Linked DNA regions of Homo sapiens: region 1 is linked to region 2. Evidence: chromatin loops called from intact Hi-C (ENCODE). Cell type or tissue: gastrocnemius medialis. All regions are shown on one strand. Each heading gives the region's core, and the rest is flanking DNA. Links, peaks and the distances in the headings are about the cores only.

Region 1 (2,895 bases), core at 283-2,782, 65 kb after region 2:
CCCCTAGGACCTGCCAGTTACCTCAAAGGCTCTGGCTCACGATACCAAGCCCTGAGCTGGGCCTGCACCAGAGGCCGGAGGCTGGTCTGCCCAAGCCGTCCACACATCCCCCTGTGTCCAGGCACCGGGCAGGAGAGATGCAGCTCATCCCACAGATCCTCACTGAGCTCCTGCTGTGAGCCAAGCTCTGGGCTACAGCACTGAGCAAAATAAAACCCCTGCCCTCGTGATGCTTAGCTTCTAGGGGAGGGAGATGATGAAAAGAAAAATAAACATAAAATATTTGATACACTAGTTGATAAGTGTTTCAGAAGAAAAGGAGGCAGGGAAGGAGGACTGGGAATTTAGGGAGGAGGTGGTCTGTGATTTTAAATAGAATGGGCCGTGAAGGCCTTGCTGAAAAGGGGAATTTCAGCAAAGGTGTAAAGGAGGTACAGGAAAGAGTCATGTAGGGCCAGGCGCGGTGGCTCACACCTGTAATCCCAGCACTTTATGGGAGGCTGAGGGAGGTGGATCACGTGAGGTCAGGGGTTCAAGACCAGCCTGGCCAACATGGTGAAACCTCATCTCTACTAAAAAATACAAAAATTAGCCGGGCGTGGTGGCATACATCTGTAATCCCAGCTACCCAGGAGGCTGAGGCGGGAAAACAGGAGAATTGCTTGAACCTGGGAGGTGGAGGTTGTGGTGAGCCAGGATTACACCACTGCATTCTAGCCTGGGTGATCGAGTGAGACTCCGTCTCAAGAAAAATAAACAAAAAAAAGAGTCATGCAGACATCTGGGGAGAGGCTTCTAGGCAGAGGGAACAGCAAGTGCAAAGGCCCCGAGGTGGGGCATGCCTGCTGTCTGCCTGCTGTCTGACAGTGAGGAGCTGTGAGGAAGCTGGTGGAGCTGAGGTGCAGTGAGAAGGGGGACGGGACAGGAGACAAGGGGAGGGACTCTGGGTTTTCCTCTGTCTGGGACAGGAGCCATTGCAGGATTCTGAGCAGAGGAGACATGAAGTCTGATGTAGGTTTTAATATTACTCTGGCTACTGCATGGAGAACAGATTTGCAAGAGGAAGGGGAAGTGCAGGGAGAGCTGCCGTAACCCAGGAGAGAGGGCGGTGCCTTGGCTTCTTTATGAGGCTCAGCCTGGGGCCCAGAGCTGGATTTGAGGACCAGCTGAGGTTAATGTCAGGACTTTCTTTGGGACTGGGATCAGAGGTCTGTCTGGAGAGAATACTAAGAGTCATGCTTGGCCTGGGCTTGTGTGGGGCCTGGCTAAGCACCAGTTTCCTTTATAAGAAGCTGAGCACGTGGCTATAAATAGGAGGCGCACGCAAGCACTTCCAGACCCGCACACGCTCCCACCAGGGCATGGCGGGTCTCTGAAAGACCATCAACCCCTCCCGCCTCTCGCAAGTGTCCCCACCACAGCCCAGCCTTCATCTTCTTGGGTTTCAGCCCTGGCCCTGCCTGTCCCTCAGCACCCCTGTACTAACCACTCACCCGCCCCCATTCTGACGCCTGTCCCCCTCCACCAAGCCCACGCAGCTTGGCAGGACAGCCACTGGGCTCTCCGTGAGCCAAATGGCTTTGTGGAGAATGGGAGGCAGCAGATGTTCCTGGGCAGCTTTTCCCTGGGTTTCCTGCCAGAGCAGAGGAACCACACTGGACGCTTCCATGTCCACTGACCTCAGTCCGCTGCCCAGCATAGCACGGGATAGCCTCGGACTTCAGCCAGGTTTGGCCCCAGGAAAGGGATAAGGGAGTGGCTGCCCAGGCCTTGGCTCCAGATTGGGCCCCTCCTTGGCCTAGAAAATGCAACGCCGGCTCAAAAACAGTTCTGCCTAATGCCACCAGCACTGGAGGCCAACATGGCTCTGAATCCACAGACCCATTGGGTTCACTGGGCTAAAGCTGGAAGCGGTTGTGAGAGTTTAGTCTCCTCGCACTTTACTGAGGAAGAGATCGGGGTTCACAATGGTTGCATGGCAGCTGGAGGGCCAAAGAAGAGGCCTGGTGAGCCCTTCCAGTCCTACCTCCCTGTGTAGTCAGGGTCACTGAGGCCCAGGCAGGCACGGGCCTGCCCAAGGCCATGCCCCATGCCCTAGAGCTCTTGCTGCCTCTCCAGGGTACAATTCCGCATGCTGCCAAATTTAGGGCCCACTGAGCCTGCCATGGAGCCCCCAAAGTGTTGGTAACAGAAGCTTAAATAGCAGACCACCCCTCCATTGCTACTTCTGGGAAAGGAGAGCCCAGACCATGGTGAGGGAAGGCTACTGAGAGCCCCAGGCTGGGGGCCCTTAAAATGCCCAGAGGACTCACAGCCACCCCCAGGAGGACAGGCCTGAGGTAGGGCATGAGGCTCCCTGCCCACCCAGACCTTCGCCTAGGGATGACAGGCAGTGGTCCTGAAGGTGCTTTTTCCTTAGAGTCCTAGCACCCACTCCTGCCTCTTCTGACGAGCAAGCCCAGACCCATGAGAGCCATTTCATAGGTGGGGGGAAATGGGCTCAGAAAGGGCACTTGCAGAGGGCTGTCCTGACTGGTCATGGTATGAACCAGGACTCAGGTTTCTGACCTCAGGCCCAGCTCTTCCACAAGGGAGGGGGTCAGGAGTGAGACCAGATGGAGATAGGGTTTAGCTGCACAATTACTCCTCTCTCTCCTGGCAAGGCTGCCAGTGAAGACCTGGCCCACAGGCCTTGTCACTCCTCTCTGGGCTCTGGAGAGGAGCTGGTGGGCTCAGGAACCCATTGGCCAACTTCTCTCTGGTGGAGCTGCTTGAAACACACAATTTTCGTGCAAGAAAATGGCTCTGCCAAAGAACAAAATGTTTGCTATCACACCGTGTGGCTCAGAAACCAGGGAATCCCATATGCTGTTCCAGGAGTGAGAACTGAAACAT
Region 2 (2,895 bases), core at 212-2,711:
AGACCCAGAGGTGGGCAGATACTAGAACTTCTGACTGGGCTTTTCCTACCTCGTTAAACTGCCTTCCCACCCTCTCCCTGGACAAGGATCCTGCCATTCCGTAAACTGAAAGATGAGCTACCCAGATAGTCAGAGTCTTTTTTTAACAACTGAAGCACCCTAAAGAACTCTAGTCCTGAGCTCACAAAATGGCGGCCTGTGAGCTGGATTGAATCTCTTGATATGCTTTGTGGAGGTAGGGGTGTTTTAAAAATTTTTTTGAATGAGTTTCTAACACTTAAAAATTAGGAAATTTCATAGAAAACCCCAGATTGCTGTCGTCTCTTGAAAATTAGACGCTGTGGCCTCACTGGACCCACGATCCTGTGACAGTAGGCTGGAGCTGAGAGGGGCGTCTACCTTGAGGCTCGAGGAGAAAGCACTCCCCCTGCCCCACTGCACATCCTAGTCCAACCCTCCAAAGCCTGTGGTGAATGGACAGCCATTCCTGTCAGCTTCGGGATCCAGAGGTGGCCCCTGCCTTGGTTTGCAAGTAGGGAACTTGGAATGAGAGCCTCGAAGGGGTCATAGGTGGAAATGTGGGGGTGACTGGGAAGGTGACCTGCCATGAGCCCCATGCCTCAGAGCCCCTGGGGCATCAGTGGCTCATATGACCCTCCTCCCAACTCCCCCTCTCAAGGCCACCAGGAGAAGTCTTATCATGGCTACCATTTCCTGAGCATGTGCGGCTTATGGGTCAGGTGCTTTGCTAAGTACTTCACAGATACCTTGTTTCATTTAAGGTATTTGCTTAAGTCTGAAGCAGCCGGATGCCTGTGGGCAGGGCTGGACATTCAGGCCATTTCCTGGCTGATGCCCACTTCCAGGGCTCTGGCCAGGAGGTGAGGAGGGAGGTAAGGGGAAATGACAGCAGGGGAAGCCCCCAAAGAGCTGTTGCTCTGGTTGTCCCTGCCACCCGGGCCATAGCCAGTGCCAATATGGGGCTCTGGAGTCTGAGGTTGGGGAGGCCTATATGGCCTGAGGAGAGAGGCAGGGGATGGGTGCTCTGGCAGGGTGGGCCCCAGTGGGGGCATCTGCTTCTTGTCACTGGCAAGACGCAGCCTGCAGCTGTCCGGAGTGAGTAGGCAGGGCTGACACATGACCTCCGCAGCAGCATGGGGCTAAAATTAGAGAGGGCCAGGGTGGGGAGGGCGTGTCCAGCCTGGGGCCAGGCAGCCAGACCTCGGGTTGGCCACCGCCAGCACGGTGGTGACAGGGATTCAGAGGGAATCCCCGGGCTGAAACAGCAGCCCACAGTCCTGGGACATGTTGGACACCTCCCTCAACCCATGAAGCCAGAGGGTTACGCTTGAGATTGCTGAGAAGGCGGGGAACCCAGGCAGTCCCTGGGCCTCCAAGGAGGGAGGAGGAGGAGGAGGAGGAGGAGGAGGAGGAGGAGGCCTCCCCCAGGATCGCTGGGCCAGCTCTGCTCCCTGCAGTCTGCCCTCCGGCTGCGTGTGGATGCTGCTCGTCCTCGCCCTGTGGGCCCTGGTGCCCTGCCTGGCGTTGTTAACCCTCTACTTTTTCTCCTCCACAGGAGGGAAGAGTGGGGGAAACAAGAAGAGCGATGGTGTGAAGGTAAGCCCCTCCAGGAGCCTGGCAGGGCTTGGCTCTGGCAGCGTTTCTGCCAACAGAGACCGGCTTTCAGGCCTGGAGCAAGACCCGGGCCTTGCTGATGGTGTCCTGGGCAGACGTGGGCCACATTTGTGGCCAGGCTGTCTCCAGACCCACGACCTAGGCTTTGGTGCCCACCGTTGCGCCGTGACTGTTGGGGGGCAGATGGGAGAGGGGGGACTGGAGGAGGGTGGAAGTGACAGGTGTGCTGGGGTGGGGGCAGGCGCAAGGAAAGGGGCAGGTCAGAAGGAGATTTCTGTGGTTCTCCGAGGCTGGAGAGCTGGTGTGCAAGAGAGGGTGCAAGGAGAGGACAGAAATGGTCATGAGGGGTGACCTCCGTCCTGCCTATGTGTGGGCTGGATCGGGCCCCTGCCCCGCTGTACACCTTAGTTCCACCCAGAAAGCTCGTGGAGGATGGACAGCCATTCCTCTTGGCTTTGGGTTCCAAGGTGCCCCCTCCCGGCAAGGCTTGCTGGTGCTGGTTCAGTTCCAAAATCCCCTCCCGGCTCCAAGGGCCTGCCCTGTCCCACCCCTAGAGCCCGAGTTACCCTGTGGTCCCTCCACATCCTGCGGTCCTCCTTCCCGTCTCTTCTCTCTTCTCCCTCTGCTCTCTGGGGCCTGGTCCCCTGCTCTCTGCAGTTCCCTCCTCCTCTGCCACTCGATCTTATCCTCTCTTGAGACCCTGCCTTTTTCTGGGCTCAGAGCCCTGCCTGGCGAGGGCCCCAGGGCTGGGATGTGCCCAGGACATTGGAAGGTGTGGGATGCTGTATGAATACAGCCAGATGTGCTGGTGGCTTGATGGCTTTGTCTAAGGAGGCATTTATGGTCTCTGGCCGCTGGTTTTGGTCTGTCAAGGTTGCATGCGAGGGAGTCTGGGCTAGATGTCCAAGGCCAGGATTGGGTCTCCCCTCTGTACTTAGCCTTCTCCTCCCAGCTTGAATTTTCCCCTAAGTACAACGAGTGGGGTGTGGATTTGATGATCATTTCCAAGATTGCAGCTTTAAAAACAAACAAAAAAAGCAATAAAATCCTATCTAATCATTCTCCCTTCTCATCTTGGGTGCTAGAGGAATACATAATTATTTGGTTATTAGTCCAAGACAGTGGTTTTCAAATTGAACTCTTTAGATCCCAAAGGTACTGGACTGGGGAGGCACCTCTGGCAGCGGATGGGGTGCTGTGGGATGTGGAAGGGGGATGCCAGGTTAAATGGTTCTGGGCTTCTCATACCCACTTCAACCA

Evidence for each region. A loop is a pair of places that touch in the nucleus more often than their neighbours do. Peaks named below come from ENCODE experiments on the same cell type or tissue, not always from the same donor. Only the 100,000 strongest peaks of a DNase experiment are listed, where the experiment ranks them.
Region 1: it touches region 2 in a loop (4-fold over the local background); 1 of 110 quality-filtered maps calls a loop at or near these places.

What each region holds. Positions count from the first base shown.
Region 1 is chr5:150,179,136-150,182,030 of GRCh38, reverse strand. The region is part of intron 1 of CDX1 (caudal type homeobox 1); the gene reads right to left. Among named protein-coding and RNA genes, the nearest start is that of SLC6A7, 9.5 kb to the left of the region's middle. In gastrocnemius medialis, for the core only: no CTCF peak of the experiment used is centred there; DNase peaks (open chromatin) are centred at 1,260 and 1,680; H3K4me3 peaks cover 373 bases; H3K27ac peaks cover 2,500 bases.
Region 2 is chr5:150,243,883-150,246,777 of GRCh38, reverse strand. CAMK2A (calcium/calmodulin dependent protein kinase II alpha) reads left to right here. Exons shown (of 19, transcript NM_015981.4): 13 at 1,577-1,617. Among named protein-coding and RNA genes, the nearest start is that of CAMK2A, 44 kb to the left of the region's middle. In gastrocnemius medialis, for the core only: no CTCF peak of the experiment used is centred there; DNase peaks (open chromatin) are centred at 1,177 and 2,357; H3K4me3 peaks cover 1,459 bases; H3K27ac peaks cover 2,428 bases.